Regions from separate parts of the Homo sapiens genome. Here all the other regions are linked to region 1. A link is a loop called in an ENCODE intact Hi-C map of the cell type or tissue named here. Cell type or tissue: ovary. All regions are shown on one strand. Each heading gives the region's core, and the rest is flanking DNA. Links, peaks and the distances in the headings are about the cores only.

Region 1 (10,963 bases), core at 4,425-8,424:
CAAAACTCTTGAAAAGTAGTGGTTCATTTTAAAAACAAATTCCAATGAAACAGCCAAAATACCCCAACCTAGCACATGGGATTCCCTTTTCAGTGTTCCATGGAGCATTAGTTCCTGAAGATGTTACTAGGAATGTCTGGGAAAAGGGCATGGTGGACAACTGAAGTTGAGAAACGGTGTTTCCTTGACCCACCTTTTGGAGAGTCACAGTGCACATTTGCATATTAAAGGCTCTGAGAGATCCTGCAGCACAAAACCCTGCTTAAGTGTGTCCAACTCAGGCTGTCACAAACTCCAAACTTATTTAAGAGGCAGCAGAGCCCAGCAGTTAAATGCGAGCTCTGGAACCAGCATCTGGGTTCATATCCTGACTCAGCCACTGGCTGTGTGACCGCAGGGAAGTTAGTCACCCTCTCTGTACTTCAGTTTCTTCATTGATAGATGAATATGAAAACTGAACAAGTTCAGGGGGACCTTATGAGGACCAGCTGAGTTAACGCAGATACAGCAAATACAAGGCCTTACACCACTTAGCACATATTCAGTCCATGTTAGATGTGTGTTACATTTTTAAAAACAACTTAATCGGGGTGGGGCGTGGTGGCTCATACCTGTAATCCCAGCACTTTGGGAGGCCGAGGCAGGTGGATCGTGAAGTCAGGAGTTCGAGACCAGCCTGGCCAACATAGTGAAACCCCATCTCTACTAAAACTACGAACATTAGCCGGGCATGGTGGTGCATGCCTGTAGACCCAGCTACTCCGGAGGCTGAGGCAGGAGAACCGCTTGAACCTGGGAGGTGGAGGTTGCAGTGAGCCAAGATTGCACCACTGCACTCCAGCTTGGGCGACAAAGTGAGACTTTGCCTCAAAAAAAAAAAAAAAATTAATCGGTTGATTACAACATCTTGCCAACCCTCGTCCACTGAGCACATTTTTGGAAATGTAAGAGATACGACCTTACCTCTGTCTGAAACACAAAGAAAAGGACAATGGGCTGTTCCTGATAAAAAGGAAAAAGTTTAGAACCAACTGTCCCTTTTAAAGCCTAACTGGATACGGACTGAGCAGCAAGTGTGGATTCATCATTCTGGTGGGAGCCCTCTACCTATATGCCTGCTCTTCCTTTTTTCCCTAGAAGATTTCCCCTGGATATAGATTCCCTTTGGATGGTCTCCAGATATGTAGATAGAAACAACAGATAGGGGCTGAGCGTGGTGGCTCACGCCTGTAATCCCAGCACTTTGGGAGGCCGAGGCGGGCAGATCACTGGAGTTCAAGACCAGCCTGGTCAACATGGCAAAACCCCATCTCTACTAAAAATACAAAAATTAGCTGGGCATGGTGGTGTGCGCCTGTAATCTCAGCTATTGGGGAAGCTGAGGCAGGAGAATTGCTTGAACCCGGGAGGCAGAGGTTGCAGTGAGCCGAGATTGCACTACTGCACTCCAGCCTGGGTCACAGAGCAAGACTCTGTCTCCAAAAATAAAATAAAATAAAATAGGCCAGCCATGGTGGCTCACACCTGTAATCCCAGCACTTTGGGAAGCCAAGGCAGGCGGATCACCTGAGGTCGGGAGTTCAACACCAGCCTGGCCAACATGGTGAAACCCCATCTCTACTAAAAATACAAAAAAAAATTAGCTGGGCATAGTGGCAAGGGCCTGTAATCCCAGCTACTCGGGAGGCTGAAGCAGAAACATCACTTGAACCCAGGAGGTGAAGGTTGCAGTGAGCCAAGATTGCACCACTGCACTCCAGCCTCGGTGGCAGAGCAAGATAAATAAATCTCAAATCTCAAATAAATAAATAAATAATAAAATAAAATAAACAGGAGAAAAGATGTGTTCGTGATTTTTTTCCAATTCTGCCATCTCAGAAAAATGAGTAATTAGCCAGGCGTGATGGCAGGCACCTGTAGTCCCAGCTACTCGGGAGGCTGAGGCAGGAGAATCACATGAATCCGGGAGGCGGAGCTTGCAGTGAGCCGAGATTGTGCCACTGCACTCCAGCCTGGGCAACAGAGCGAGACTCCGTCTCAAGAAAAAAGAAAAAGAAAAGAAAAATGAGTAATGCTGTCTAGGATCTTAAGAAATTCATCAGTGTCTTCAAATGTATTCAAAACATACTTATTGAACTTTTATTATGTGCTAGGCACCATCCTACGACTGGCATTATGGTAGGGAGCAAAACAGATGATGTCCCTGCTTACATGGAACTGTCAAAATGATTGACTCTGGGTTCTGTATTAGCCAGACAGAGATAGGCGGATGGTTGTGCAAATATTCATTATTAAATGCTTATTATGCACTGGTCTTTTGTTAAGCATTTTATGTGTATTATCTTACTGAGTCTTCACAATAACCCTAGGCAGGCATGAGTGTCTCCACCTAATAGATATGAATTGAGACTCAGAGAGTTAAAGCCTTTTGCCCAAAATCACACAGCTGGTGGAGAGCAGTGCTGGACCAGGATTGATTGACTTTAGATAGTTTGACTCCAGAGCCACATTCCACCACACCGCAGCTTTCAAGAAAAAAGAAGATATGGAAATGTCTTGCCTTCACTTCTTTCCTTTTTCTGCTTTAGTGTCCTGATTCCCAAAAAAAAAAAAAAAAAAAAAAAGATATAATAGGGATAATTTAACATCCTCTGGATTATTTTACATTCTTGCAATGATCATGCATTGCCAGAAAAAATATTTTTGGTTTTTTCCCTCAAAGGAGGGATAAATGCTAGTTATAAAAATGCAGGCCAGGCCAGGTGCAGTGGCTCACACCTGTAATCCCAGCACTTTGGCAGGTGGATCACTTGAGGTCAGGAGTTCAGGACCAGCCTGGCCAACATGGTGAAACCCCATCTCTACTACAATTACAAAAATTAGCCGGGCATGGTGGCAGGCACCTGTAATCCCAGCTACTTGGGAGGCTGAAGTGGGAGGATTTGCTTGAGCTCGGGAGGTGGAGGCTGCAGTGAGCCAAGATCGCCCCACTGCACTCCAGCCTGGGCAGCAGAGTGAGACTCCATCTCACACACACACACACACACACACACACACACACACACACACACACACAATGCAGGCCATCTAGAAAGGTATTCATGTCATTCACTCAGTAAAGCTCTGTGCTGCTGTTTGGTGGCACACACAGCAGAAACAGAGGAGGGAGACTGGCATCGTCCCTGCCTTCTTGGAACTGAGAACTGGGCAGGGGAGAAGGACTGGGCATTTCATCTCAATGGGGTCGGGGACCTCCAGGAGAGACATTTGGGGCTGGGAGAGTCTGGCCTTGGGGAGTCAGGGCAGGTTCTCTAAAGAAGTGAAGACTGAGCTGATAAAAGGAGAGGCAGCCAGGTGCAGTGGCTCACGCCTGTAATCCCAGCACTACGGGAGGCCGAGGCAGGCGGATCACAAGGTCAGGAGTTCGAGACCAGCCTGGCCAACATGGTGAAACCCCGTCTCTACTAAAAATACAAAAAATTAGCCGGGCGTGGTAGCAAATGCCCGTAGTCCCAGCTACTCAGGAGGCTGAAGCAGAAGAATCACTTGAACCTGGGAGGCAGAGGTTGTAGTGAGCCGAGATTGTGCCACTGTACTCTAGCCTGGGTGACAGAGTAAGACTCTGTCTCAAAAAAAAAAAAAAAACAGAAGGAGAGGCAGCAAAGGGAAAGTGGGCTGTCAGGGAAGAGGCTTCCCGGTGGAGGAAAGAGCCTGTGCAAAGGTCCTCAGACTACCAGGACCGAGGCTGGAGGAAAGGAGAGATGGCCTGTCGGACCAGAGAGAGAGGGAGCAACTCAGGTTGGCAAGGCAGGCATGGGTCAGACAACATGAGGCCTCATCAGCATATCTTGTGTGGTCCGCGAGGCTTCATCCTTAGAACAATGGGCCCCACTGAAGAGTTACAAGCAAGAGAATGAATCTCTTAGAATCACCCAAATGCCACCACCCAGAATAATAACTGCACATGCCTTGCTGTGTGTCCTTTGCAACTTGGGTCCAGGCACTCGCATTCACAAGCATAGAGCTATTGCCTTTTCGAATGCAGACCCACACGACACAGTCTTTTTTCCAGACTGCTTTTTCCTCTTAGCCATACATGGTGGACATCACTTCAGGTCAATGCTTGCGGCTCTGTGTCATTATTTTAATGGCTGCTTATTGTTCCATGACATTAAGGGATCAAACTTTGGCTCTCCAGCCTCCATCTATGGACATCGGGGTTGTCTTGTTCTCCCTCCCTTTGTGGACACCACAACAGTGCCATCCTCACACATGCACCACTGCAGTTTTTCTTCAACCTCAGCGTGGCTGAATTCCCTTTTCCTCAACAATGTGGTCATCCCAAGGCCTGGCCTGCCCTTGATCTGAAGGTTTAGCATCTGAGTGCCAGTGGGGCTAAACAAGATGTATGGCTTTATTTGGCAGGGGTGAAGATGGCAGTTTCTACCCTGGTCCAAAGCAGATGGAGGGACCCGGAGAGAGATTAGAATAAAGAGGGAATTGGCAGCTGGGTCTTCCTTTGGGAGTGAGGGAGGCCAGCGAGGATGAATTAAATGTTTAAAAAAAAAAAGGTGAAATGAGCTGGAATCCAGCCATGGGCTCGTCTTGCATGTGACAGCAGCACATATGTCCGAGGAAGCTGGACTCTGTCACATACACTTTTCAGGGGAGCCCATGGTAGAGTGGAGAGGGGCACAGAGTCAATGAGGCCCAGCCCATCTCACCCATCCTCATCCACCATGCCCCAGCCTCAGCAGCCCTCCAATCTCTTATCCTGCCTTGCCCGGCCTGCCCCACCTCGGGACCTTTGCATGGGCTGGGCCCTCCACCTGGACTGCTATTTCCACATCTTTCCATGGATGGAGACTTCTCATCCTCAGGTCTCATTCATCTGTCCCATCTCCATGACGCCTTCACCAAACATCCTATTTAAAGCAGTCCTTCTGGCCAGGCATGGTGGCTCACGCCTGTAATCCCAACACTTTGAGAAGCGGAGGCAGGCAGATCATCTGAGGTCACAAGTTTGAGACCAGCCTAGCCAACATGGTGAAACCCCGTCTCTACTAAAAAATACAAAAATTCACCGGGTGTGGTGGCGGGTGCCTGTAATCCCAGTTACTTGGGAGGCTGAGACACAAGAATCACTTGAACCCAGGAGGCGGAGGTTGCAGTGAGCCAAGATGTCTCCTTTGCACTCCAGCCTAGGAGACAGAGCGAGACTCTATCTCAAAAAAAAAAAAAAAAAAAAGCCGTCCTTCTTCCCTGCAGCACCCCCACACTGTCTGTCAAATCACCCTCTTTATTCTCCTTAGAGCACCCATCAAAAGCATCTTGGTTTTTACTTTACCTGCTCTGAGTCCACCATCCCTTCCTAGGATGAAGACTCTGTGAGGACTGGGATCTTGTCTTTCTTATTTCTTATTCCCCATTGCCTAGCACACTACCTGGGACAAGGAGCCCACAATATATGTTTGATGAATGAAAGGATGAATGAATGGAGTCACATGGACCTGGGTTCACATTCCAGCTCTGCCATTATATGACCTTGGGTAAATATTTAACGACTTTAAGCTAGCTCCTTATTTTTAAAATGAGTATGATCAAAGCTCCCACCTCACTAGATGGTCATGAAGATTAAGCAAGATGATGCCTGTCATGCCCCAATCCCAGTGCCAGCTGCAGGAAGTGTTTTGTGCAGAACAACAGGGAACAGAGGTCTTTCCAGAGGAAATCTGGCCTTTTCATGAACCAGTGCCACATTCAGTTCTTCCCTAGGCTTCCAAATCCATAATTCTACCCGGAACAGGTACACCACAGGTCTCTTTATGGCTGCTGTAGACAGTTGAAGATAATTATCAAACAGGTTCTGGGGACCAAAAATCCAACAGGTGTGGTGGTGGGTGCCTGTAATCCCAGCTACTTGGGAGGCTGAGACACAAGAATCACTTGAACCCAGGAGGCGGAGGTTGCAGTGAGCCAAGATGGTTCCTTTGCACTCCAGCCTGGGAGACAGAGCGAGACTCCATCTCAAAAAAAAAAAAAAAAAGCCGTTCTTCTTCTTCTTTACAACCCTGCTCAAAGATCAGTTTTTAACAATTAACAGGGCCTCCGAGGCAGGTTCTGACTTACTCATTAAGGCAGGAAACAAGCCTCTCTCCACCGTCCACTTACAGATTTAAATACCAATGATTACAGCCAACTAGGGCCACTCCCACAAGCTGACCAGCAGGATTAATTTTTACAGAATTTAACCATTGTTGGATGTATCTATCCTTGAATTCTCAAATTCCCAGCAAGAAAACTTTGGATTTCTTTTATTAGCTGCTGCACATGCAGAGAAGACAACTCCTACATGCATGGGGTTGGTAGCAAAGAGACTCCTCTTTCAGAACAGCCAGGAGCCAGGTTGTTCTCAAAGCATCGTGCTCCCTCTGCTGGACATTGCCTAAACTGCAACTCCAGTATCCACATCAGCCCCCTCCTGAGTGCCTGCTACTTTACCAGGGACAATGGGGACACACGACGACCTTTTTTACTCCACTGAATGAAAGATAATCCCCTGCCACATGTGACTTTTATTAAGTTATACATGGGAGGTGGGAGTGCAGACTCTTAAGATAATGAGAATTAAGGCTTTTGCCAAAATGAGGCCACACCTCGAAATCCTTTGCTGTGGATTTCAAAGCAAACTGGCACCTTGAGGGGAATGGGCGGTGGGGGAGTGTTTGGGCTTGTTTATGCTGAGCAAGAAAGGGCTTCCTGTTGCTAAGAAGGCCGGATCTGAAGCTCCCAGAGCCTCCATGGGCTGCCAACATTTCTTACACAACCCCCTTTGATGGCCTTGGCGCAAATTAATGAAACTGCACAGAGGTGATTTCCCTGGAAATCCACCGGGCTGAGAATTCAGGGAAGTTGAGGCTTGAGGCAGAAAGCTGGGGCTGGGGTGCCGCCAAGCCTGGGACAGAGGGCAGCAGGCGGACGCTTTCCCCGGGGTGCAGAGGGGGGTCCCCGGTCACTCGAATACAGGGGTGGGAGGGTGGGCCAATGAGGCCCAAAATGAGATCACTAGCAAGACCCCATCAAGCTCACTCCTTTCAACCATACGTTTAGTTGTAGACGTTGCCTGCTAGAAACAATGTCTTCCCGTCATTCTTGATAAAAGTGGATTTTCTGCTGCTAAATTGAAAAGTCCCCGACTTTCCTTCTTGTCCTCTTCTGAACAGCTCTTTCCAACCCCCCTCCCTCCTGCCCTATGGAGATTACCCCTTGTTCACCATAAATGGCCAAAACCCAGACACAAGGCTGAAGCCCGTCCATGGGAGGACAGTTGAGAGGGTGACGGCATTCCACACCACGGAATGGGCCCAGGATGGGAAAGACGGTGTGTAAGCCTCGACGCCGGGCCTGGAGGGATGGCCAGGTATACTGAGTGAGAAAAAACCACACAGAAAAGTTGTACAGTTCCATGTCAGACACCCTGTAAGTGGCCAGCAAGGTTTCTAAGTTATCTGTATGAACAAGAGGACACACCCCAAATAGTCAGCACTTGCTACTTCAAGGGAGCCACGTTGTTTGACAGGGAGGGGAGACTGGGATGTCCTTTCTACACCTGGGTGTCATGAGTCTGGTAAGAAGAGGACCCAGCTCTTGCCAGGTGGGTCCCAGATGTGCCTCCGTGGAGCCTTTCCCTCCCTCCCACCTTGATTTCCCCTTTGAGCTGTGTTGTCAGCTTTCACTGGAACATAGCTCATGGCTCGTGGCATATTTTAGCACTCATACATCAGTCCTATTTGCCCTAGGTTTTGAACTTTGTAAGGCATGGACATGTCTTTGTAGCCCCTATAACTAGGCCAGCCTAGCCTACAATACATGCTCAATAAATTCTTTCAAACTCTCTGGAATGAGAAGAAACATTCAGTAAATGTTTCCTAGCAACTGGGAGAAGTGAATGACTTAGAGCACACCACAAATGGAACTCCAATTGAATTAAAGAACTAAATAGAGAGAACCAAATACTCAGTGCATCGCTGTGGTTCTTAAATTTCAGCAGGCAGCAGCATCACCAGGAGGGCTTGTTAGTTTCTGATTGCATAGGTCTGTGGTGGGATCTGAGGTGTGCTCTTTCCAGTCGCTTCCCAGGTGACGTTGATGCTCCTAGGCCAGGGACCATCTGCTGAGAACCGCTGTCCTATGGTCTTAGGGTAACTTACTCCATTTCAAGCAAAGGAATAAATTAAAACAGAAAAGGGAGATTGGACCAACAGTTCTGGGACTTGGTTACCCATCAGAATTAGGCCCACCCAGCGTGCTGAAACGTAGATTCCAAGGAGGTCACCCTCCAAAGCTGACGGTGGAGCCCAGGTGTCTGTATTTTTAAAACAAATACCCCCAAGCAAGTCTAAGTCACAGCCAGGTTTGGGAACTACTGATTCACCTACACATATTTCAAACTTCAGAGAATGGAAAACACCACCAGAATGGAAGATAAAGAGAAAAACAAGGGTGGATTTGCATGGAATAAAATAGAAGCCTGAGCGGCTCACTCCTTCCCTTCCTTCCAATCTCTGCTCACATGTCACCCTTTGAGAGGCCTTCCCAATCACCTCATATCTAATTGCAGCCTGACCCAGCACTTCCTGTTTTCTCTACCCTGCTCTAGTTTTTGTCTCTGTAATAGTAATTGCCACCTAACATTAGGTATTTACCCACTTTGATGCTTGTCTTCTGTCTCCCTCTAGAATGAAGATGACAGGAGGTAGAGAACTTGATCTCTTTGGCTCATTGCTATTCCTTGGGTGCCTGGACCATACCAAGCCTCAAGAACAATTTGTGGAGTGACAGAATGAACTATGATATCAGTAATTTGGGGTTCATTGAGTCTTGTTTTATGGCTTGGTAATGGTCCAGTTTTACAACTGTTTCCTGAATATCAATAAGGATGTGTCTTTGCTAACTGTTGAGTACAGAATTCCACAAATGCCCTGTAAGTCAAGCTTATTGCTGATGTTATTGAAACTTTCTACATTCCTATTACATTTTTGCCTACTTGTTTGCGGCAAAATCTCCCACTATAATAGTAGACATTGTGTGACTAATAGTAGACAAATGTGTGACAATTAGGCACATTAGATACATTATCTCTCTTATCATAGTAATCGTTCCAGTTACTATCACTATGTAGTAAATTACCCCAAATTTCCTGGCCAAAAAAACCCACCATTTTCTCATGCTCACAGATTCTATGGGTCAGGAATTCTTGTCCAGCAGAGTAGGGACAGCTCATCTCTGTTCCACAGTACCTGGGGCCTCAGCCTGGCAATGCCAAGGCTGGGGCAACTGAGGGCTAGGGACCAGGATCGCCTGCAGGTGTCTTCATCACGGGTGTGATGTTGATGCTGGCTGTCAGCTGGGAACTGCAGTGGGGATGTCACTCCCTGAGGTCTTTTGACACATGTTGGCTTGGGCTTCCTCACAACATGGCAGCTGGGGTCCAGGAGTGAGCATCCCAGGAGAAAGCACATGGCCTTTTAATGATCTAGCCTCAGAAGCCACTCAGCATCACTCTGCCATACCACAGCCAAGGCCACATTCAAGGGGAGGGGACATGAACCCCACCTCTTGATGGCAGGACTGTCAAGGTCACATTATATGAAGAACATGTGGGAGGGGAGACAGTACTGCAGCCATCATTGGAAAATACAGTCTGCCCCAGCACCCCTCTGAAATCGATTTTATTGGTCTCAATTTTAAATTTATGAGAACTAAGACATAGAAAGGTTAAGTAACTTGCCCAAGAGCACTCAGCTAGTTAGTGGCAAAGTGAAGACTTAATCCTAGGTCTCCCTGACTCTAAATTACATGACTGATTGACAGATAATCTATATGTGTATGTTATGTGTGTGTGTGTGTGTACATATATATAATTCATTTATACTCAAACTTATTTTTAAAAATAATTTAAAGTGGCTAAATGCAAAAACAAAAATCATAATGTTTCATATTCAGAAAGTAATTCCCACAACTTATTCATCTACTACTAGTATTTTTGGGTTCTCAGAAAGAGACATTCTTACTTTATGTTTCCCAAGCATAAGGCTAGTTTTTATTTCTGCCTAATGCAGTTAAGAGAAAGAAGGTGAACTAACAAGCAAGAATCAATCAACTTTCCAGGACCTTGGGAGGACACAAAGCTCCCCTCTGCTGCCTGCCCAGCTGAAAGAGCTTCTCTCAGACTTTCAGCCTGGAGACGGCCCAGAGGTCGTGGGACTTGTATCCCAGGAGGACCAGATGAGCCCGCCTTTCTCCTCTTCTCCTCCACCTGAAGAGCAGAAATAATTACCCTTCCCCTTCCCTACTGCACAGGAATACGCCAACCACGTGAGCACGTGAGATCCAAGTCACTGGAGTCCAAGCACAGAGCATTTTCTTTTCTTTTTTTTTTTTTTTTTTTGAGATGGAGTCTCACTCTGTCACCCAGGCTGGAGTGCAGTGGTGCGATCTTGGCTTACCGCAATCTCTGCCGCCGGGGTTCAAGCGATTCTCCTGCCTCAGCCTCCCGAGTAGCTGGGATTACAGGCACCTGCCACTGCACCTGGCTAATTTTTGTAGTTTTTAGTAGAGACGAGGTTTCACCATCTTGGCCAGGCTGGTCTTGAACTCCTGACCTTGTGATCCACACACCTTGGCCTCCCAAAGTGCTGGGATTACGGGCGTGAGCCACCCCGGCCGGCCCTGCACGGAGCATTTTCAAGACTTCCCTGAATTGCTGGATAGAAAAGTTAACAGGACCCTAGAGACCTTGGGCTGTTGTGGGCATCAGAATCCTGGGAACCCTTTTTCGAAATACAAATTCCTGGGACCCCCAACCAGAGCTTCAGAATCCGCAGGCTGGGGCCTGGCACGTATTAAAAGCTCCCCACGTGACTCTATTGACCACCCTGGATGTAAACCAATGATCCAGTTT
Region 2 (10,963 bases), core at 3,336-7,335, 330 kb before region 1:
AAGGGTACTTTAAATTAGAAAAAAAAAATCACTTTGGTATGTCTTGTTTTAGGCATAATGGGTGCATGAGTGTTTTCCATTTTTTATTCCAAATAACACATATTAATCACAAGAATGGAAACTCAACCATGAGTCGAATTTGTATTAGTATCCTTTCCATTCCTCTCCGCCTCCTGCAGTGTGAGGCTCTTAGACACCAGACTCACCAAAGTACCCTTGTAAGGCAGCTGTTCTCAAAGTGAGGCCCGGGCACCCCTGGGGGTCCAGCACACTTGTTTCTGGGGATCTGTGAGGTCAAAAACATTTTTGTAAAAATAGCAAGATGTTATACTGTCATTCTTTTATGAGCATGTAGTACAGTGGAGTTTTCTAGCGGTTACATGACATATCACAAGCATTTGAATTCAGAAGAAAATGTGAAAATCTAGCTATCTTCAATTACACTAGCCCTTAAAGAGCTTTTGGAAGATGTAAAACTATGCTTTCCTTCTCAAAAACTTCTGTTTTGGAAAATATAGTCATTTCATAAAAATGTTATTTATATTATTATGTAATGGGTTTGTTATTGCTATTTTAAAATGAATTAATGAATAAATTTAAAATTTCTGATTATTTCTAATATGATAAATATTGCTTAATATAACCCATATAAACAACAGTCCTTGAGGTTCTCAGTAATTTTTTTTTTTTTTTTTTTTGAGACAGAGTCTTTCTCTGTCGCCAGGCTGGAGTGCAGTGGGCACCATCTTGGCTAACTGCAACCTCCACCTCCCGGGTTCAAGCAATTACCCTGCCTCAGCCTCCCAAGTACCTGGGACTACAGGTGTGTGCCACCACACCTGGCTAATTTTTTGTATTTTAGTAGAGACAGGGTTTCACCATGTTGGCCAGGATGGTCTCCATCTCCTGACCTCATGATCCGCCCACCTCAGCCTCCCAAAGTGCTGGGATTACAGGCATGAGCCACTGCACCCGGCCGGTTCTCAGTAATTTTTAAGAGTGAAAGAGTTCCTAAGGCCAAAATGTTAGAGAACCACTGCTCGGAAATACAGTGCCATATGCAGTAAAACTGTCCCAGCTTGTTATTGAGATTGGGAAACTTTCTAACAAAGAGTAAAAAGGATGTGTAAAATTTCCCTAATCATGTAGCTTAGGCCCATTTCGACTTTGATTTGTGGATGTGCAGGAAAAAGGTGAAGGACTACTTTGAAACCACAGAATCTTATGAAAAACATAACTTAAAGGCCCTCAACTTTGGGGGAGGAGAGCCAACCGTGATTGCAAGCCTTTTTTTGTGGGGACACCCAAGCACACTTTGTTTTCCTCTCCCTGCTGGTACTTGCCAATTGTGCTGTGACTGGTGGGTCTGTGAGACCGCACAGGTCATCCTTCATCTCTTCATGCAGTGAGTATGTTTTCCTGAGCACCTTCACGGGGCCTGGGCTGGTAGAAATTCAGACCCAGTCCCTGTCCTCAGGAAGCCAAAAGGCTTGCACAAGGAAACAGTCAGCAAACACATAAGCGTTAAGTGAACAGAATCATTACTGATTTTGGAAAGCGATGCAAAGGAAATGAACGGGGTGATACGACACAGTACTTTGGAAGATCTGAAAGTAAATTCATACAAGATACCTGGCAAAGGCTTTTCTAAGGAGGCTTCATTTGAGCGGAGATGGGGATGGGGGTTGGAAGGAAGGAGAAAGGGAAGAGCGGTTCCAGCAGAGAGACCTGCAGAGGCCCTGCAGAAGGGCATGGCTTGCTGGCAGTGTGGTGACCACCAGAGTGGGTGAGCAATGATGGGTATGAGACATTGATGGACAAAGGTGAGATTTTACAGAGCACTATAGGCGCTGGTGAAGAATTTGGGTTTCAATCCAAGAGTGATGGGAAGTGATCTGAGGGCTTTTCAGCAAACGGTGGAGTCATCCCTTTCTGCTTTGTAAAGACCAGCCTGGCAACTGTGTAGGGAATGAACTAGGGTAGAGAAGCAACTGGTGAGTAGGCAGGAGAGGAGGCAGAGAGCACCCAGGAGGCTCTGGGCATCATCAAGTGAGAATCCATGGTGTGCAAGGGCAATAGGCAGAATGGACAGGTTTGAGATCTAATTTGGGGTCGAACAGACCAGACTCACTGATGGACCAAGGGTGGGGATGAGGCAAGGAGAGTGAAGAAATATGACCTCTGTTTTTTATTAGAGCTGCTTTTGTTTTCTCAAATCATTGCAACAAAACTCTGCAAGGTAATTAGCATCATACCTATTATTTAGAGATTAAGAGACCAGAGGGCCAATAACGTACTCATGGGTTAATAGGGCCCTGCGCAGCATCAAAACAAGTCAGCAATTACTGCAGCTGCCCCGCCCCATCTGTGGCTTCCTTTCCCTGGTGGCACGTTCCAGTTTACTGCTCCAGTCCAGGCAGTGACACCAGGTGAGGGCCTGGAAGGAAGGCTCCTCACCCTCCAGCAAGTCAGGGCTGTTAGCTGGTGTAAGCCAAGTCACTGTGCCTCGTCTTCGGTGTCTGAGAAATGGGTCCAGAGGCATCTGCTGGCCATCAGCCCAAGTGGGATTTTATTGGGACTGGTTTATTCACGTCTCAGGTGTGTCTCGGCTCCCTGAGAAAGGGAGCATTATTCTTCAGGCCCCATGGCACGTCTCAGCAAGGGACGTGGGAGTCCTCCCCGGAGACAGTTAAACCTTTGTAAAATGAAACCTTTGTAAAATGGTGAAGGCTCTGGAAGCAATTGTGAGAATTTTAAACATCGACCATTTTCGTTGAGAAAAAGGTACCTGTGCATTTCGTTCAGGCAATGGGGCAATCATTTATTTAAAAACAAAGTTTTTAGAAAAGGTGTCAGGCTTACTCAGCAGGACAGAGGCTGAAGGAGGAGAGAAGCAAGGCAGCAAGAACCAAAATTCTTAAATGTTGTCTGTTGTCACCTCCCAAGTAGAATCTGGCAGCTCTCTGCTTTCTTCACACACAACTTGGGGCACAGCTTCAGAGGTCTAGGCAGGTATGGAACATCAGATACAGATCCGTAGTAACCAGTGACAGTCAGCCCAGCCATATCATCTCTGAAATATCTGCAGCATCTATATGGCTGAGGGGATGGCATGAAGCTGACTGCTTCTCTTCCTTCCAGTTAGTTGGGCAGCCCTTCAACAAATAACTTTCTGCTTTTGGAATTGAAAATGCATTTGGGGAATGATTATCTGCTTTCTCACCTGTAGGGCAGCCTCTCTCCTTATAACCCCTAGCTACTTTGCATACTCATGGATATATCCTGCAATTTAAATTTTTATATTTTATTCATATGTGGAGTATTTTCCCTGCAACTTTGTAAAGCACTAAATATTATATGAACATTATTCAAAACATGTCCTTTCCATAAAGTCCGTTTATATGCCATCATTATCTGCAGCATTAAATACATTTTATATCATCAGAAATTTTATGATATATTTAAAAATGAATTTCTACCTAGCCGAAACACATTAGGGATTATCCTAAGAGACCTTGCTAAAAATGCAGTCATGTTTATTTGTAACTGCCAGAAAATAGCTTGCAAAATTGTTAGTGTCTTTTATTATTCCCTACCACTGGAGCACTTGCTTGTTAATTAGAGAAATTTCAACTGTCATAGTTGGCAATTATAGCTTCTGTATCATTGTCTGTTATGAATAGTCAATGAGAGCTGATTAATATGCATGAGCAGCAGTATATATAGCGTGTGCATTGGACCACAATCCAGCTGCCAGAGTCACTCAGAGGAGGGAGTGGTGTGCGTGTATGTCTGTGTGTATGTGTGTGTGTGTGCACGCGCGTGCATGCATGCATGCTGCGAGGGGAGGAAGGGAAGCGTGGAAGGGGGGAGAGAGTTGTTGTCTAGCCTCTGAGAGCAGCGCCAATGTGAAGCGTTGCAGTCGCTTGACTCACCTGAGGCTCTCCAAGGATACCTTCAATGCCTGCACTGTAAGGGAGCTGCTTTTCCCGGGTGCTGGCGAGAACGGAAGCCTTCCTTTGACGTTTTTCTAAACATGGGATGCAGTCTGTGCAGCCTGCAGAAGCAAGAGGAGCAGTACAAATTACTCTATGAAGTTTGTCAGGTAACACCCTGCATTTTATTCCATAGAAGTGCATAGGCACCCACCTGGCCAAGTGTAACTTCTAGGAAAGGTAGTGGGGATTTTTATGTGTGTTTTTGTGCATATTTTGTGTTCTGAAAGACGCAGCCTTTCTGACTTTTTTGTGTATTTTCTCTTAAGTCTGTTATAAAATTTTCCATCCAGTGGCACTTTGGTGCCTGCATTTGAAAATATAAATAGATGTTGATGGTCATAAAATGTGTTTCAAGCAGTCTTGTCACAAGGCTCCTTCACAACTGACCTCTCTCCAGAGTGTCGAACTCAAAGGGTCAAAGAGTGGTCATGCACCCTTTGAACAAGTTAGAGAAGACATGGATGATGATTAATGCTAGCAAGGTTTTGTCTGTGTTTACAAATAGTTATAAGGCGCTCCTTTCAGTACAGCCCAAGCCCTCTGCTGACTTGGTTCTTTTAGCAATTCTTGTAGTGGGACATATGGTTCAAATTGGTACTTCTCACTTGCCATTTCTGTACCTCTGTCTGTGAAATTTTTAAGAACTTCAAAAGCAAGTGACTTGATCTTGGGTGCTGTCATTCACATCAGATGACTTGTATCTTCTGAGTCATTGTGAGCAACATGAAAATTTCAGTTGAGATGAAATGGGATATTTACGATACAACCCAGATAATTTATCTTACATCTTTGTCAAATGTTTTATTTTTAAATATTCAAGTCCTACTCTTAACTAGGAGGTTTAATACTGCTGTTGGTAACCTACCTTGGCAGGTAAGGATTTTCTCCTAAAATCATTCTTCAAATGTGTCTTGGCAGTAATAAAAAAAAAATAATCCAGCTAAGGTTTTCTTTTTAGATAAGCACTTTAAAAGAAGGTTGTTACAGCAAGTGAGAAACAAAGGGTGTGTGTTTCTTGATTTATAACAATCAATGGCATATTAATATATTTTTTAAAGAGCCAGAGTTTTTAAAAAAGAATTTGATTTGAGTGTCATTTTTTGCTTAGGCCACCAGGGGGTGATATGCTTAAAGAGACACAGGGAGACGCGGCAAAAGGTGGGTTGGCTGCCTCTCTGGACAAAACCTAAAGATAAAATGACCCTGGGTGAACAAAAAGTATCTCTCTGTCTGTCTGCCTTCCCCACTGAGACAGAGAGAGGGTCAAAACAAACCTTTTGAGGCTTGCTACTCTCCTTAGGCAAGGGGTACATATCTTACAAAAAACAAGCATCTTAAATAAGTCTTGTGAATAAATACATTTCCGACCTGTGACTTCACACTCAGGACTTCACTGGACTTAAGTCCTTTTCAAAGCATTTGGGAGACATGTTGGAGATCTCGGGCAAAAGCGCTTTCACCACTGGCGATCTGGCCCCCATCCCTTGTGTGATCATGTGGTGAGGTGTAGTCCTCAGTTTGCCAAGTTATCCCACTCAGTGAGCTGGGGAGTTCTCAGTGAGTCCAGCACGCAGGCAGGAAACAAGTGGAACAGCAGACGCTGCCATTTGGGCAAGGTGGTTCTGTTACAGACTTTTGACGCTATATTTGAAATAGCTCAACATAGTAAGTCAAAAGGTAGTTTTTAAAATTTGCCTTTTAAAAATGTTTTGCTTTTTACCATCAATGCACATAAAATATCATTCAGCAGTCACAGTTGTGGATGTATTAATTACACTGGCACCCTCCAAAAAGTAACTCTACTACATCTCTGGCAAATCTAAGTGAACCTGTCTTTTATTCTTCTGTATCATTTGTGCTCAGTCCCCCCAGCCCCACCCCCAAACACACACACACGACTGCCCCCAAAAGAGGGAGCCTGGATTCTGTTGTTTGTTTTTTACTAGGTGAATTTATGTGGAAATACTTCTGGCTGAAGCATTGCTCAGTAAATTGCTGATAAATGACTTCCATCTGGAATATACTTGGTCAGCAATTTAGGAAGCCATGCAGATTTATTTTCAAGAAACTCAAACTACTTTTCAGACCCATTACCCTTGTGCCAACTAAGTAAAATCCCCCCTGCTCCTATTCTTTGGGAGTCCTGAACCGTAGCATAAAGGAATTCACAAAACACTTGCAGGAATTAATAATTGCATTCTCGCTCTTATTATGCAAAGCCTTATTAGGGCAGAGAAATTAAGGTTTCCATAAATTACAGTTCCAGAAGGTCCGGTGCGTCTGGCTTCAGTAAGCCCTCGTAACAGCAGCACAAAGAGGATCAAATATTCCAGGGCTCAGACTTTATCCTTTCCTCATCCAGAGATAATTCAAAGAGATGCTCTTCATTAGGGCCATTGGCAAGCTGCCTACAGTTTCTTTTTGGGGGCTGCTGTGAGCTTAATGATGCAGAACAATGGCTTTGCCTCTTGTTGCACACATACCTCATTGTACCTTTAATCACATTAGAAAAACAACACCACCACATAAAGTTGCCTGGTCATTAAAGGGCATTGCAAAGAGTGCAGACGCATCAGTGATTGGGGCCATGCATTAAAAGATGCACCAAGACATTTAGGGACACTCAAACACTTCTATAGGGAGGAAGCCTCCTGCCTACCTGGGGTCGTAAGGTCAGGTCAGACAAGTATAGCAGTTCTTTATGCTTTTATGATAACTGTGGTGTCCAGGTGGTGGGGGTTGCAGGGCAGTGTGAAACGTCAAGACAGGGCCTCTGCCTACCAGAAATTTGAAATTTAACAGTTGCTTCATGATTTGGAAAACTTTAGCCTGTCTTGAGTACCTTTGAGTACTCAGAAGCACTATTAAGGTGAAAGGACAGGGAAGTAAGGAAGATGCTTTAAGGTTGTCAAGGAGTACAGTCTCCTACTTGGATAAATTAATTGGCACAGGAGATCTCATGTTCTGGGAGTAATGGGATAGGGAGCCTCACAGCTCTTGGGCTGTGGCTGGAATCCAGCTAAGGGTGGTTACCAGGTGTTGGGGCCAGGGAGTGGGAGTTGGGGGTGTAAGGATGGGAAAGTCTGTGGCTCTGTGGGTTTGATGCCAGTGACTCCAGCACAGGCTAAGCACCAGCCTTGTTTGTAGCCATGTACTGTCAAGTCAAGGGGACAGCCAGTCTGTGGATGCTTTGAGGAGGGTCTTCCAATGGAGGCCAGGAAGAGGGGAACAGAGTGCCACCCCAGCCAGTATCATTTACTCCCTCCACCTCTTCTAACATCGACCAGAGACTTTTTGTAAAATGGTGACCTTTTCTAATTTGATGAGGCAACAAGGAAATAATTCTGATTGGGAGTTAAGCTTCAAACTAGAAATTATGAGTAGCACATTGTCCTAAAGTCTGCATGCACATTTTCAGGATAAGGAAAACTTATCTATAGTCACAGGACTATTCATTACTGACAGCCACAGCATTATTTATTGTGCACTTACTATGTGCCGGCACAATGCTGAGTGTCAGCTGTGCACTTTCCCATCAGATCTGTACACAAGCATGAAGAGATAGGTGATACTGTCATCCCTATTTCAAAGAGAAGAAACTGACATACAAAGGAATTATAGTGGGACTGGGAGTCAGATCTGCACTATAATTCCCACATCTGTGAATTCTTTTCTTGTATAAATCATTTTCCAGCATTGTCAATGAATGAATGATGATCAACTTTATAGGGAACCTGCGGGTCAGTTTCCAAAAATCATGCTTGCCTTTGTGGGGCTAACATAAAGACCTTGGTGTCTCAGACAGGCCCAGGTGCTACGTGGTACCTCCTGAGAAAGGTTCCTACGGGGTTGCTGGTCCTTCATACCTGGAAAGGGTGATGTGCAGAGAAAAATGAGCTCCGGAGTAACACAGAGTTCCCACTGGCTTATCAGGCAACCTGAAGAATGAATGATTTGAGAACGCTGATGTCCTTTTGCCTCTCAGTAATAACAGGAAACATCACATAAGATTAATTTGTGCCTCTTATGGCACTTGAAGTTGTTAGCTTTGAGAAGCAAAAACTTTACCACTAACTGTGACCTGCCAGAAAACTATAGATCTGATACAGATTTGTGACCCTTTATACATCAATCTCATAGCCAGTTGGATAGAAAAACACAGATTTCCAAAGTAAATACTAATCAGAATCAAGTTTATGGAGAAGTCTGGAAACTTGACTTTGCACAATCCTGCTTGCATATTAGCTAGATGCAGTACTCAGATGAGTTTACTGCTGTAGAGCAAAGAGACTCTGCATCAGCTGAGAGTCAGATGGGTCACGGTTCGATTAAGTATGGACCCAATTAATGACGGTTAATTGGATGAACATAAACTTGACCTCCACACAGCAGTTTTGAACCTGGCAAAATTTTCCTGCAAGTAGGAGTGTGTTTGCTTAAACAGCCTATTAATTCTAAAAGCTTTGTTTTAGAAGCAGCTTTACATTCTGAATTCATTTAGGCAAAGTAGGTATGGAAAAAGAAAGCTCATCTTGGCCAGGCATGGAAGCTCATGCCCTATAATCCCAGCACTTTGGGAGGCTGAGGTGGGAGGATTGCTCGAGCCCAGGAGTTCAGGAATGGCCAGGGCAACTTGATGAGATCCCATCGCTACAAAAGAAAAAAAGAAAGAAATTTAACTTAGCCAGGCATGATGGTGCATGCCTGTAGTCCCAGCTACTCAGGAGGCTGAGGTGAGAGGATCACTTGAGCTTAGGAGTTGGAGGCTGTAGTGAACTATGCTGGTGCCACTGCATTCCAGCCTGGGTGACAGTGACAGAGCAAGACCCCTTCTCTGGGGGAAAAAAAAAACAAGCCCATCTTCTCCTCCCACCTTGACAAACAGGGCCCTTTATTGAATATGGAGCCAGCATATGGCTGAGAAAGTCACTTTTTAATACATGGCCGTTATTTGTCACTAACTGTTGTTTTCTTGTTAATTAACAATGGATTATAAACCACTTTTATGTTGATTCTGAAAAGAAACGACCTAGGGTGGGACCAGAGATTACCTCTCTTCTTTCAGTTTGTCTCCTCTTAAGACACAAAGCTTTAGAGGACCATAAAGGAGTTTTCCTTCCTTTCCCTTAGGACTAGGGCTTGATACCCACCGTCCTAGCTTAGGTGTCCTTCTGAAGTATTCCAAGGTGCCCTGCACTTCCTTCCACCTTGTTTCCATATATATGTTAATTTGGCCTCCCATGTTACACTGTAAACTAGGAAGTCTCATCACCACTGTTACTCTCAGCACATGGTTGGTTGAATAAGTTGGATTTTGTAGTGTTTGTTAGGAAGAGTGAGGAGCAAGAAAAGAAGAATACAAATCAGGAATTTAGAAAGAGAACTAGGTGTTGAATGAAATGACCATGGTTTGGACCAAGGAGGTGAGGATGTGGAACAGAGGGGACACAAGACATTCATTTTTCATTCATTCAGCCAACACGTTCACCCGACCCACCAAGTGCTGAGAACCGAGGTGCTCACCCACTTGCTCACTGGCTCCCCAGTGCCCTTGGAATTCAGTGAATTAACTGTGGCTCACAGAGCCCTGTGAGATCCAGCCTCTTCTGACCTCTCCCATAAACCTCCTGCCCTGCTCATCTGCCCTGGTCCTGCAGGCCTCCTTTCAAGACCCAGAACCCACCTTATTCCTTCCTTCTCAAGACTTTGCAGCTGGCTGTTCCTTTCTGCCTGTAAGTTAGTTCACCAATTCATCTTTGAGCTCAGCTTAAATGTCCCTCTCCCTGGAGGCCTGACCTGACCTAAGAAAATCCCCCGACCCACTCTAACCTCTCTGTGCACCGCTCCTGTATTTTGTTGGCTTGCTTATCACCTGTTTTCAACCCCAACCTCCTGGACAAATGTCAGCCCCATGAAGGTAGGGACTTTGCATCGTTCTCTGTGAAACCCCAGGTCCTGGCACATAACTAGTAACTGTTCAGGATGTGTTTACCAGATTAACTTCTGAGTGAGAAATGTATCAAGTGGATCCCACTTTGGTTTGGGAAGGGTTTTACCGTGACAAATGAGTCCATATCCCTGGTCTCTAATGGTTTCCACAGATACAGCTGCACGTTGCCATGAGGCAGATGGTACGGGGTCACAAGGGAGAAGACAGCCCCTCTCTCTGTGTTCCTGTCACCCACCTGCCATGGCATGCAGAAGGAAACATATGGAATAGTGAAAAAATCCAGCTTTAATAAATGAGTTCTCTTGTGTTCATTAATAATGCAGGAAGAGGTCATGGTTAAATGTGGGCGGTGGTGGGGGGGTGGGTAATGCACAAAAGAATACCGTCAACAGTTCGGGGTGAAGGCACAGCAGAGCCCCACTAATCCTGCATTCTCCGACCAGTGTGGAATTAAGCAGGGAACAGCCTTCACTCTCTGAAGCCCACAAAGCCAGTTTCTGGCAGTGCCACTGTCATTTATGTGACAGGCGTCATAACGTTGGTAAAATGTAGTCGAGCTGTGCTGCGGAACAGCTGGTGCTGCCCTGAGAAATGTCAGGAATGAATGTGTCCTGCCTAGAGTGACCTGTTTGCCTACTTGTTCATCAAGGGCATTTTGAGTTGTGTATTCATTGGTGAACTTCAGGGAAAGGATCCCTTTTCCATCTACTAATTGCCTGCCTCATGGGATAATTTTTTTTTCCAAATACATTTGATGATATTCATCAGCTTGTGATAAAGAATATGCCAAAATTATGCGGAAGTGAAAGAATATTATTGGCACTAATGTTCAGTTGTGCTGCATGCTGGTCTTGATTTGAGTGGCAGTAGGAAGCAAGGACAGCTTTTGACTGTGGAAGAGTCTCTGGAAGTTTCTTTTAAGTCATTAGTTCTCAGAGTAGGGTCCTGGCCCAGCAACAGCATCTGGGAACGTGTTTGTTAGAAATGCACTTTCTCAGGCCCCGCCCCAGAGCTA
Region 3 (10,963 bases), core at 2,262-6,261, 400 kb before region 1:
TCTCCAAGTTACAGAAGTGATACAGTTTCATTTCTAAAAGCACTGGAAAGCTCAGAGTGAGAAGTAACCTGTCATCTCACAATACAGAAAAATACCTATGCCTTACGTGTGCTTCATGAGGGGGTGGTAGAAAATGAGAATGAAATGGCCGGGCACGGTGGCTCACGCCTGTAATCCCAGCACTTTGGGAGGCCAAGGCGGGCGGATCACCTGAGGTCAGGAGTTGAGACCAGCCTGGCCAACATGGTGAAACCCCATCTCTACTAAAAATACAAAAATTATCCAGGCATATGGTGGCAGGTGCCTGTAATCCCAGCTACTCGGGAGGCTGAGGGAGGAGAATCACTTGAACTCGGGAAGCAGAGGTTGCTGTGAACTGAGATCTCACCATTGCACTCCAGCTTGGGGGACAAGAGCGAGACTTCGTCTCAAAAAAAAAAATGAGAATGAAATCTATGCTTATATGTGTGCATAAATGTTTTTAAAAAGAGATCATTTTCTGAGTGTATTGTTGCCTACTTTTACTTTGCAGTGTTCCACAAACAATATTTTGTCATTAGGTAGTTTTTCAGCCTCAGGGCTTTTAATGGCTATGTAGTATTCAACCTATGCCTGTGCTGGCTGTGATGCAATTTACCTCACCTATTACTATGGTTATTTTTACCATTAAAAACAATGCTGGGTTGAAGTTTTTTTTGTTTTTTTGTTTTTTTTTTTTTTGAGACATGGTCACCTGGGCTGCTGGAGTACAGTGGCACAGTCATAGCTGATTGCATCCTCAACCTGGGCTCAAGCCATCCTCCTGCGTCAACCTCCCTAAGTACTGGGGTTACAGGCATGAGCCACCGTGCCTGAAGATAATTATATGTAAATCCTTCCATTAACTTATGTTTTCCTTAAGAAAAATTTCTAGAATTGGAATATTTGTGTCATCATTTTAGATATCTCTCCAGAAAAGTTGTGACTATTGCTTTCCCACAGATCATATTCGAGTAAGTCTTTTCCCTGCCCCTTCCATAATACAGGGTTATTTTCAACTTTGGCCATGTTGTTGAGTAAAAAGTGGCACTAGATTATTTGAGTAGCTGATTGTTATCTAGTTGGATTGAATTTTATTTTCTTTTTCATTAGCCAATTGTATTTCTTCTTTGGTGCAGTTGCTTATGTTCCCTGTTACTGGGCTGGGCTGTTTATCTTTTTTCTTATTGATGTAGAAAAGCTTTATTTGTATTAAAGATGTCAACCTTTTCATCTTTGTTGTACACATTTATTCCCTGAATATGGTTTGCCTTTTCCTGAGACTGGGAGATGCCAATCATTAATTATATGATCAGAAAACTGTTATCCTGCCCAGGCCCGACTTCAGAAACGGACGTTGCAAGATCAACCTGACCAGCCCTGGGGCCTGTGCTCTCTCAGCCCTGAGGTACCACCTGCACCCTGTTATTCTGCTTATGTTGATATTCAGACTTGAAATTGTTCTGAGGATATCTTGTGTATTTTATCTCAGTGCAGAGATAATGAGTTTCACATGGATGGAGGGGATCACAGTGGACACCATTTCCTTTATTTTTTTTCTACCTGCTCTCTACCTGCCCGTACCTGAGTTCCATGGTTTGTGGCTGTGTTGATTCATGGGAGTCTTAGGGGGGATACTTGTCATATTTAAATGAGTTCACTTGACCATCCAAAAGATGGTTGAGTGCCTCCTCTGTGCTTATTACAGAGGGATTGGTTGGAAAGTCGGTTGGGGGTCTCTAATCCAGCGCAATTTTATTTTTTGCCTCAAATTTTTAAATAGAGCTTATTTTTCCTCACACTGACTTTATGTGCTGTTTTTTTTTAAAAAAACAAGAGGACATATCAAATCACCTATAAACTGATGCAGTTTGAATATGTGTGCTCTTCTGATACCCAGTAAGTTTCTGATGATGAAAATAAATGACCTTTAATAAACAAGTTACTTAGTAATATGTATATTAAACAAATAGTAATTCGTATTGTAAGGTTCCAAGCTTCGAAGGCTTGACAAATTCAATAGAATATCATCCACAAGGTAGACAATTTGAAAAATCCTGATTTTCTGATAGGTCTACTGGTTTGTTAAATAAAATGTTTTTTTTAATTTGAATAACCAATTGATGTTTTGCAATTTTTGTTTGGGAGAGGTATTTTTGCATTATTATTTCTACCCAGTGTATTTGTAGTCTGATTCTGCTAAAACAATAACAAAAATCTTGATGGAGTAAAGATAGTTGGGTGAATTAAATTCTATGACTTTTAATTCTGTGCCTTGAATCCTGAAGCAAAGTCTATCTTTAAGGACTGGGGTTTTCTCAAAGGGCTCAATCAGAGGGTAATTTCATATCAGAAGTGCTCCCAAATGATTATTCGTGGGTAACCAGTTACATAAAATGTCATCGTGTATAAAAGTATAGTTTAGTTCTTAATTAAAAAGCAAAATCTTTGCCTTCAGCTTCGTAATCTCATACTCTCAAATTCCAAGCCACCTCCCATGGGTGTCACACTATCTTAGACTAGGAACGGGATTTGGCTATAAATAAAAAACTAGATAGAATATCATTTCCAAAGAGCCAAGGGCACTTGCTGGAGTTGCTACAGAGACTATCCTTTTCCTATCACAAGCACATTCATATGAAAACATTGTTGTTTTGCTTTTTCCATACTTACTTGGAGAGAATTTCCCAGGAAGCCTTTTTGTGTATTTCCCCACAGGTCAATCAATTATGTTGTTAATTAATATAATGAAAAATTAGATCATATACATGCACTTAAATGATACTAACGCAGTTATCTTTATATATACAAGCTAGTGACTTATGTGGGTATAAGACCTCCTTAATAAAAAGTGGTATACTTTGGAGATGGGAAAGTGGCTTGTGGTTGCAGGGAGGTGTTAAGTCACAGCATTATTTCACTTCTTGAAAATGAAGCCCTCAGAAAATGGAGTCATTACAAAATATGTCAGATCTGTAATCACCAACCAAATGATTTGTCAGAAGCAGCCCAGGTTAATAATGGCTGTCCAAGAAAGAGTGTTCAGATGCATGTCAGGGCCGAATTGAGTCCACTGGTGTGGCTGAGATGAGGAGTCCAGAAAAATAACATTCTCTGTTTGGAACCAGGAAGGTTGTCATGGAGATGAAAATCTTCCTGGTCCCATAAAAACCCTGCTTGTCATCTGACTTGAGCCCCGTATTTGCACAGGTGGTTCTCCTGAGAAGGGCTGAGTAAAAACAAATCTATTCTTCCTGAATGGCGCCTTTATGTGTCCAAGAGAATATGTTTCCTTTCTTCAGTCCCTCAATTAATGACCCATTATCAGCTAATTAAATCATGTAAATTTTATGTGAGTTCATTTGTTACACCACATGCTAACTAAGTCTATTCCTGTGTGTTTAACCATATAACTGTTTTAATTGTGAGAATGAGGTACATCAGGTGGGCATCTGGAGAGAATAATAAAGTACTCAAGAAAAGCAGACACACATACACAGCAGTGTAATATTAATTTCTGTTTATAAAGAAGGCAGAAATATGAATAAGTGAATGTCTAGCACATGCCCTGTGACTTCGGGATACTGTGTTCAACTCTATTCTCTACAGAAAAGGAGTCACATGGCTGGGTTTCTGTTTCGCTGAGTTACGTTTCAGATGCAGAAGTCGACTGCATGATACAAAAACACATCTGTTTAGGCTCTCCCCCTCCCCACTCTTGCTTTCTTTCCTATGTGTCAGAGAGCAGAACTTGATCTTTGTATACATTTTGTATAAAAGCCTTAATTCTAGGTTTAATTTCAGTTTGTGATACCTTTCTGCCCCAAAAAAGTTCAAAGCTTTTACCAAGTTTCTCAAGGCACGTTCATGGTTGCACTGAGAGAGTTGAGTTCAGACACAATAAATGCTGTGTTACATTTTTGGAAACGTACTTGTATTGTCATTTAAGACCTTGCAAAGTACATAGGGAAAAGCATTAGATGATGTCCTCTATAGTCAAAAACTACCAAACAAAGCAAAAGAAGAATTTTTTATTGTTCATTGGATAAGGCCAAGTAGACAGCAATGGGAATAATACTTTCATTAAAGCTTTACGGATAAAGAAATGATTTAAAGTGAAGAAATCATACTTTTTTTGAAGCCTGGTATTTAAAGAATGAAATCATACTTCCTTGAGGTTTAAAAATATTCATGTGTAATGCTAGACTTTGGTTATGCATTCCCAGATGTTTAACGCACTCATCATTTGTAAATGGAACTTACGTCAGATTTATGACCTCAGAATCTTCAAGTAAATAAAGGACCACTTATACATTTGCTTGTAAAGGTAGCACCTAATAGAGAAAATTTGAGGGAACCATTAAAACAAGTATAGGTTTAGCTTATAAAGGAAACACTAGTATCTAAAACTAGTTTAATTTCTTTTAAATGGACTGGGTTACCAAAGTACTTCATGACATTTTATGTTAGTAAAATGTTAAAATTTTTAAGTTAAAATCAAGAAAGCATTGAGATAAAATTGTTTTATTCAAAACAACAAAACTACTATCCATGATAGTATAATATTCTCTGACCAACAGTATTCATATACACAGCCCCAGAAGTGCAAAACCACAACTGTGTTTTCACACCTGTCTCTTGCAAATTCTTACTTAACAGATCAAAATGACCATCTTGTAGAAAGTATTTTGTGTAAGACACTGTCACCTGTGAGCCAGCAGGTGGTGCTCTGGTACCACGTCTTGATCATTCGTTTCAACTGAGAGAGGAGGGCTGCAGTCTCAATGATACCAGGCTCTAGGATTTTCTGTAAGATGCCACACAGCTGATCTTTAGAAATACCTGGCCTCTGGGGGATTTGCTTTCCATCTGACCATTTAACATCCTTGACCGAGCTGCCTTCTCTATAGCTGTACTGTTGAAATTTGTCATTTCTTACAGCTGCCTGGTTTCATGAGCTGCCAGTCTCAGAACATAGCATACCATAAAATAGGAATTCTGACCACGCAGCCTTATGGGTAAGGCAAGGGAGGGAGTTGAAGGGAAACCGCTATAGTAAAAGAAAACTCAGAAAGATAAATGTTAAATAGAATCAATGGATATTGGAGAAGATAATTTTAGTTGTTGGTGGCCTTAACTTATGGAGAACTCAGTATCTTTTCTCAGCTCCACCTAACAGTTCCCATCTTTTAGGAAAGCAATTATTTAGATGCCAGAGAACACCATTATGGAAATGGAATCTTTTTAAAATAAAAACCTATCATTTTGACTGCAACCAAGTTATAGTTTTGACTGAATGCATAATTATTACCCCAAACAAAAGGTTTTATACCTGATTCCATGCCATGATTCTTCATTGTGACCCTTTACTTGATTCTCCATCATGAGCAACCAAATCAAGATGCACATGTGTAAGTAGTGCCTTATTTTTTTCTCACTTAGCCCACTGTTGTTTCTCTTTGCTTAATAGCACAGCTCTAAGAAAACGGTTGCATTTGGTCTACAAGCTAGCAGCAATTCAAGGAGCTTCATTTTCTAATGACTTGTTTTATTTTATTTTATTTCATTTCATTTATTTATTTTGATACTGAATCTGGTTCTGTCACCCAGGCTGGAGTGCAGTGATGCGATCTCAGCTCACTGCATCTCCGCCTCCCAGGTTCAAGCGATTCTCCTGCCTCAGCCTCCTGAGTAGCTGGGATTACAGGTGTGTACCAACATACCCGGCTAATTTTTTGTATTTTTAGCAGAGATGGGGTTTCACCATGTTGGCCAGGCTGTTCTTGAACTCCTGACCTCAAGTGATCTGCCCGCCTCAGCCTCTGAAAGTGCTGGGATTACAGGTATGAGCCACCACACCTGGCCTTCTAATGACTTGTTTTAGAATGTGGATGTCAATGTCACCCACCTTATTCTCACCAAATATGGAGCTAGAGAGCCAAGTTTAACGAGGTTTTCCTTTGACACCCTGAGAGCCTCGCGTTGCATCCACTTCTTTCCAACATTATTATTTATGCTTTTTACATAGTAGGCACACAGCAGGTATTTGTTGAATGAGCCATTGCTAGATTAGAAGTGGGAAAGACTGACAGTCGAATCGTTAGGAGTCGTCTGCAGTCGTCAAGGTGAGTGATGACAGTGGCCTGTATAGGGAAAGGGGGAAGCTGGAGATGGGATGGATGTGCCCTGTTGGAGAGACAGATTCCACAGAATCTATGAGCAAACTCCAGGAACATGTTAAAAGTAGATGAGATCCTGAATGGAGGGCATCACCTCCAAAGCCCGTGTCCCAGTTGACAGTGGAAAGGACTCAGAGAGATGCCTCTAGCTCAGGTGAGGAGTGGATGTGATTTTAAGCCAAGGTGGAAAACAAGTGGGGAAACTGGTTCTGCTGTTAAGAGCCCAACAGCTGTGGCTATGTGTTTGGATTTTGCGACTCGAATCAGGTTCATTAATTATGGCCAAATGTTAGCAAGAGTTTATAATGATAAGCTGTGCAAAGAGTTTCAAAAATTACAAGTATTTCTGAATTGCTTACACGGACATTGGTAGGGAAAGAGAAGAGAAGATGGAAAACAAGGAATATACGACACCATGCTTGCCCTTGAGAATTTTAGAGTCTGTCATGGGAGACCAGACTTGCACGTAGGAGGCAAAACACCAAGTAAGAAAAAAAAAGAAATGATATAGCTCAACATGAGCAGAAGAGTTGGTGGATAGATTCACATAGGCAGCAGTGGATCAGTTAGGCTGTGTGAAGAAATGAAAGCCTTAAGATTGAAGGCTTTGGAGAGAAAAAGAGGTTTCTTTAGAAGGCATTGGTGTGGTGGACAGAGGTAGAAATGACCTGGAATAAATTTTTAGGTGGTTTAAAGGGGTGACCCAGCTTGGGAGGAGGCGAGAACTGGCAGGTGGGCTAGGCTAGGTTAGTAAGATGCCAACATAAAAAGATGAGGAGCTTTACCCTTAATCCACTCTAGAACAAGAAGGCATTGTTGGGAGGAAAAGAGCATGTTAAGGCTGTGTTTTAAGAGGATTATTCTGGCAACAACACTTATATAGAGTGGAGCCATGGTGATTAGCATTCAGCAGTCCTGGCAACTCAGCTCAGAAATATTCAGGGCCCAAAGTGAAATGTGGCAGAGCTCATGTGGAAATGGGGTTGGAGAGGGGAGTATCAGAAAGCATTTTAAAAGGCCAAGTTCAATCTTAGTGACAGATTAAAAAAATAATAATAAATAATAAGGACAGCCAGGCACAGTGGCTCATGCCTATAATCCCAGCACTTTAGGAGGCTGAGGTTGGAGAATTGCTTGAGCCCAGGAGTTCCATACCAGCCTGGGCAATATAGTGAGACCCAGTCTGTACAAAAAATTTAAAAATTAGCCAGCTGTGGTGGCATATGCCTGTAGTCCCAGCTACTTGGGAGGCGGAGGATCACTTGAACCCATGAGATCAAGGCTGCGGTTAGCCATGATCACGCCATTGCATTCTATCCAGGGTGACATAGTGTGACCCTGTCTAGAAGGTGGGGGAAAAAAAGCAAGGGCTTTCTTTGTAACCCCCATTCCTGTGGTGATGGGGTTTTCCAAATAATGAAAGAAATCCTCAACACTAAATAGCAATAACAACCACAACAATAATATTAGCTAATATCCACCAGGCTTTCTGTGTGGCCAGCTGTGGTCTAGGCTCTGTATGTTGACTCATTTCATCATCACAATAATGTAGAGGTAGGTACTTTCATTATCATCATTTACTATAGGCAAGGAAGTTATGTCATGGAGAGATTATGTAACTTGCCAAGAAAATACGACTAGGAGGTGGGAAACCCAGGTATGAGCCAGGGAAGCTTCCCCAGATCCCCTTACTGCTTTTTGTAATCTAACAGAAGACCCAACCACCACCACCACCTCAGGCTTTGGGCATTTTAGAGGATGTCATTTAGATGCCACAATATTAAAATTTCATCGATTTCTTATCTAGCGATTGACTAGAATAGTTTCAGAATTAGGATCATTCCAGAAAATCCAGAACTTGTGGTTGTTAATATCTAGAGCATCCACCCTGGAGCCTTACACGAATAGTAGCAGATGCCTCAGATATGTTTTAGGTGGTGAGTTGGTGTAAGGACTCGAGACAGAGATGACTGTGAGTCAGGTCTGAGAGCCTGGGAGGGGAGCGGCTCATGGCTCAGCCTACATGTGTGAAAACCACAGCGTGTGGCCATGTGAGTTACCAGCGTCACCTGGGGCCAGCCTGGGCCTCGTAGGTTTATAATTTGGTCATGGATGCTCCCTAATCACACTATACGGATTACAAATGAAAACTCCATGAGATCAGGACTCGCCGGTCTTCACTGATGTTTGTAACCAGTGCCCAGAGCAATGCCTGGCACCTGGCATTTGCTGAAGGGGACAAGGAAAGAGGCATGCTGTTGGCAGGTGGTAAGGGATCCAGGACACTCAGCAGAGTGATTACGGAGCATAAGAACCAGCCGTGTGGTTGTTTATCCCTTTCGTGCGGTGTCACCGGCCACTGGGAATCTCCTGGTTAAACCTCGTCTCTCAGGCAGGAACAGAGCCTGGTTTCTGCCTATGCTGGGACCCTGCTACCCCAGCTTGTATCTCAGAAGACAAGCAGCAAGCCTGACCAGCGACCCGCACAGCCAGCATCTGGGTCTATGCTGTGTGTATTGTAAAAAGTTAACATACGGGCCAGGCACGATGACTCACACCTGTAATCCCAGGACTTTGGGAGGCTGAGGCAGGTGGATCACGAAGTCAGGAGTTCGAGAACCAGCCTAACCAACATGTGAAACCCCGTCTCTACTAAATATACAAAAATTAGCCAGGCGCGGTGGCGTGTGCCTGTAATCTCAGCTACTCAGGAGGCTGGGGCAGGAGAATCGCTTGAACCCAGGAGGCGTAGGTTGCAGTGAGCCGAGATTGTGTCATTGCACTCCAGCCTGGGCAACAGAGCTAGACTCCATCTCAAAAAAAAAAAAAAGTTATGAATCACTGTGGGCTTGGAGCATCTCCCCCTTTCTCCTGCTAGCACAAAAAGGTAGCGTTAGGTTATAGGGAATAGCAATTAATTCATTGTTTTTGATGTTGCAGTTAGGGAAAAAGTACTCGACCATTTTTCAAATGCCTAGGTGGTGTTGTTTAACTCTGGTGAAAGCAGTGCTTAGAGTCCTGTGTTCTCTTTTGATACTGGAGCCAGCGGTAGTTTGGTACATACTACCAACTGTCCCCCAACACTAACCACTGAATGTCTACTTATCCCAGCTGGGAAGGCCAGGAGCTTTTCAGGTTAGTCGGGATACACATAAAGTCACTGTGGATGGACTTGATAGATAGAAACTCAAGTCAGGAGGATGGAGAAAATGGGATGGGTCTGGGAAGTATTTTCAAGTGGAGTGACAGGGATTGATGACTTACTATGTCTGGAAAGTGAGGGAGGGAGAAAGATGATTTTTGTATCTCTACATGACAGAGGCAGATAACCAGGATTTGTGGCCTTACCTTCTCTGGCGGAACTTCAGATATAACAGATCTCTGCCTAGAGGAGAGGAAGGAGTTAGAACCAGCAAGCTCAACTGTTGTTACCTCAGCATCTTCCCAGACCCTACCACCCTTTCAGGTCTCTCTTCAATTATCAGCATACTATACCTAAAGTGCTTCTCCCTTGGGCAGTGGTGGGGGGTTCTTGTGGGTGTGGGCCCAGAGGTTCGAGTCGTGCCCCTGTTACGTCCCCATCACTGCGCTGAGCTGTTGGCGGGGGCGGGGACGGGGGGCGCTGTGCCGGCCCTAAATGAGTTTTCTTTCCTCCCTTATATCCCTAGATATATATGGAGACAAATCTGTTGCTGTGTGCTGTCCCTGTTGTAAAACCATTTGAGGTATATTTGAAACAAGATTAACACGTTGATAACTGTTTAAGCTGGGTGATGGGTACGTAGAGTTTCAGGACGCTGTCCTCTACTTTTATATACGTTTGGAATTTTCCAGAATAAAAAAAATTTTACAATGGCAATAATCACCTTTAATTCTTGAGCCTTTCTGTACTTTGAGTTTTCTTAAATCAGGATGCACCTCTAATATCAGCAGTGATAATGAATCATTTGCTTTATAATAGTAGCTGATATTCCAGCTCTTTTGATTAGTAAAAAAGTTAAAAAAATTTTTTTAAAGTAGCTGAATTCACAAAAATCTGATCATTTGGCTTAAAGATGAGTTTTCATGGCTTTCTTCATTATTGATAAATACACCAAGAAAAGCAGGACCAAAATCCCACAGAAGCTGTTTCCACATTTACCTAAGTCTCCCTGTAAAATGCATGTGTGTTACTGCTCTCCAAATGTACATTTTTTTTTCTGTTCTGAGTGTAAAAAGCAGACAGAACAGGGAAGCAAATGTTCCTGAATGGCCACATTTAAATTAATCATATGCTGTCTTAAAGAAAGCAAAATAAACAAGCTCCAAACCGAAATACTCTGTAGTATTTACCCAATTATTTTTAAGCATAGAAAATAAGGCCCAAAGTGTGTATTAGTCACATTTTAACATCAGAGTCACCATATAATTTAGTTCATTTGTTAACCACATCAGCACACGTGCGAATCTCAAAACCCTGCCATTTGCTGTGCCCATACGTTAATGATTCTGCTGAAGACAAGGCCAAATACAGGACGGGAGAGGAAGAAACTGTGTCCTCAGTTAGCTTCCTTGAATATAATTAGTAATGGTCAGCGAGCTATTGATTACATAGTAAAACTTACAATTGTTTGCTAATTTGAGGGATGGATTGGCCACCTGGTAAAGCTTTAAGTAAAATATTTTTTAAATAATGTGGGGTTTTCTTGGGTTTGTATCTTTTTAATTTTTTTACCTTTTTTATTACTAACTATAAAAGGACTTTTTGTGTGTTGAAATTTGAATAT

The links. Hi-C counts contacts between places; a loop is a spot of excess contacts. Peaks named below come from ENCODE experiments on the same cell type or tissue, not always from the same donor. Only the 100,000 strongest peaks of a DNase experiment are listed, where the experiment ranks them.
Region 2: a loop joins it to region 1, with 6 times the contacts of the local background. A loop is called at or near these places in 94 of 110 quality-filtered maps.
Region 3: a loop joins it to region 1, with 5 times the contacts of the local background. A loop is called at or near these places in 100 of 110 quality-filtered maps.

What each region holds. Positions count from the first base shown.
Region 1 is chr3:73,096,724-73,107,686 of GRCh38, reverse strand. The region is part of intron 1 of LOC107986098 (a long non-coding RNA gene); the gene reads right to left. Among named protein-coding and RNA genes, the nearest start is that of EBLN2, 41 kb to the right of the region's middle. In ovary, for the core only: a CTCF peak has its summit at 6,444 (motif pointing left); a DNase peak (open chromatin) is centred at 6,436.
Region 2 is chr3:73,426,781-73,437,743 of GRCh38, reverse strand. The region is part of intron 3 of PDZRN3 (PDZ domain containing ring finger 3); the gene reads left to right. Among named protein-coding and RNA genes, the nearest start is that of PDZRN3-AS1, 190 kb to the left of the region's middle. In ovary, for the core only: a CTCF peak has its summit at 5,101 (motif pointing right); no DNase peak of the experiment used is centred there; H3K27ac peaks cover 641 bases.
Region 3 is chr3:73,496,653-73,507,615 of GRCh38, reverse strand. The region is part of intron 3 of PDZRN3 (PDZ domain containing ring finger 3); the gene reads left to right. Among named protein-coding and RNA genes, the nearest start is that of PDZRN3-AS1, 120 kb to the left of the region's middle. RefSeq lists enhancers at 4,880-4,949, 8,042-8,121. In ovary, for the core only: a CTCF peak has its summit at 4,745 (motif pointing right); a DNase peak (open chromatin) is centred at 4,755; H3K27ac peaks cover 2,905 bases.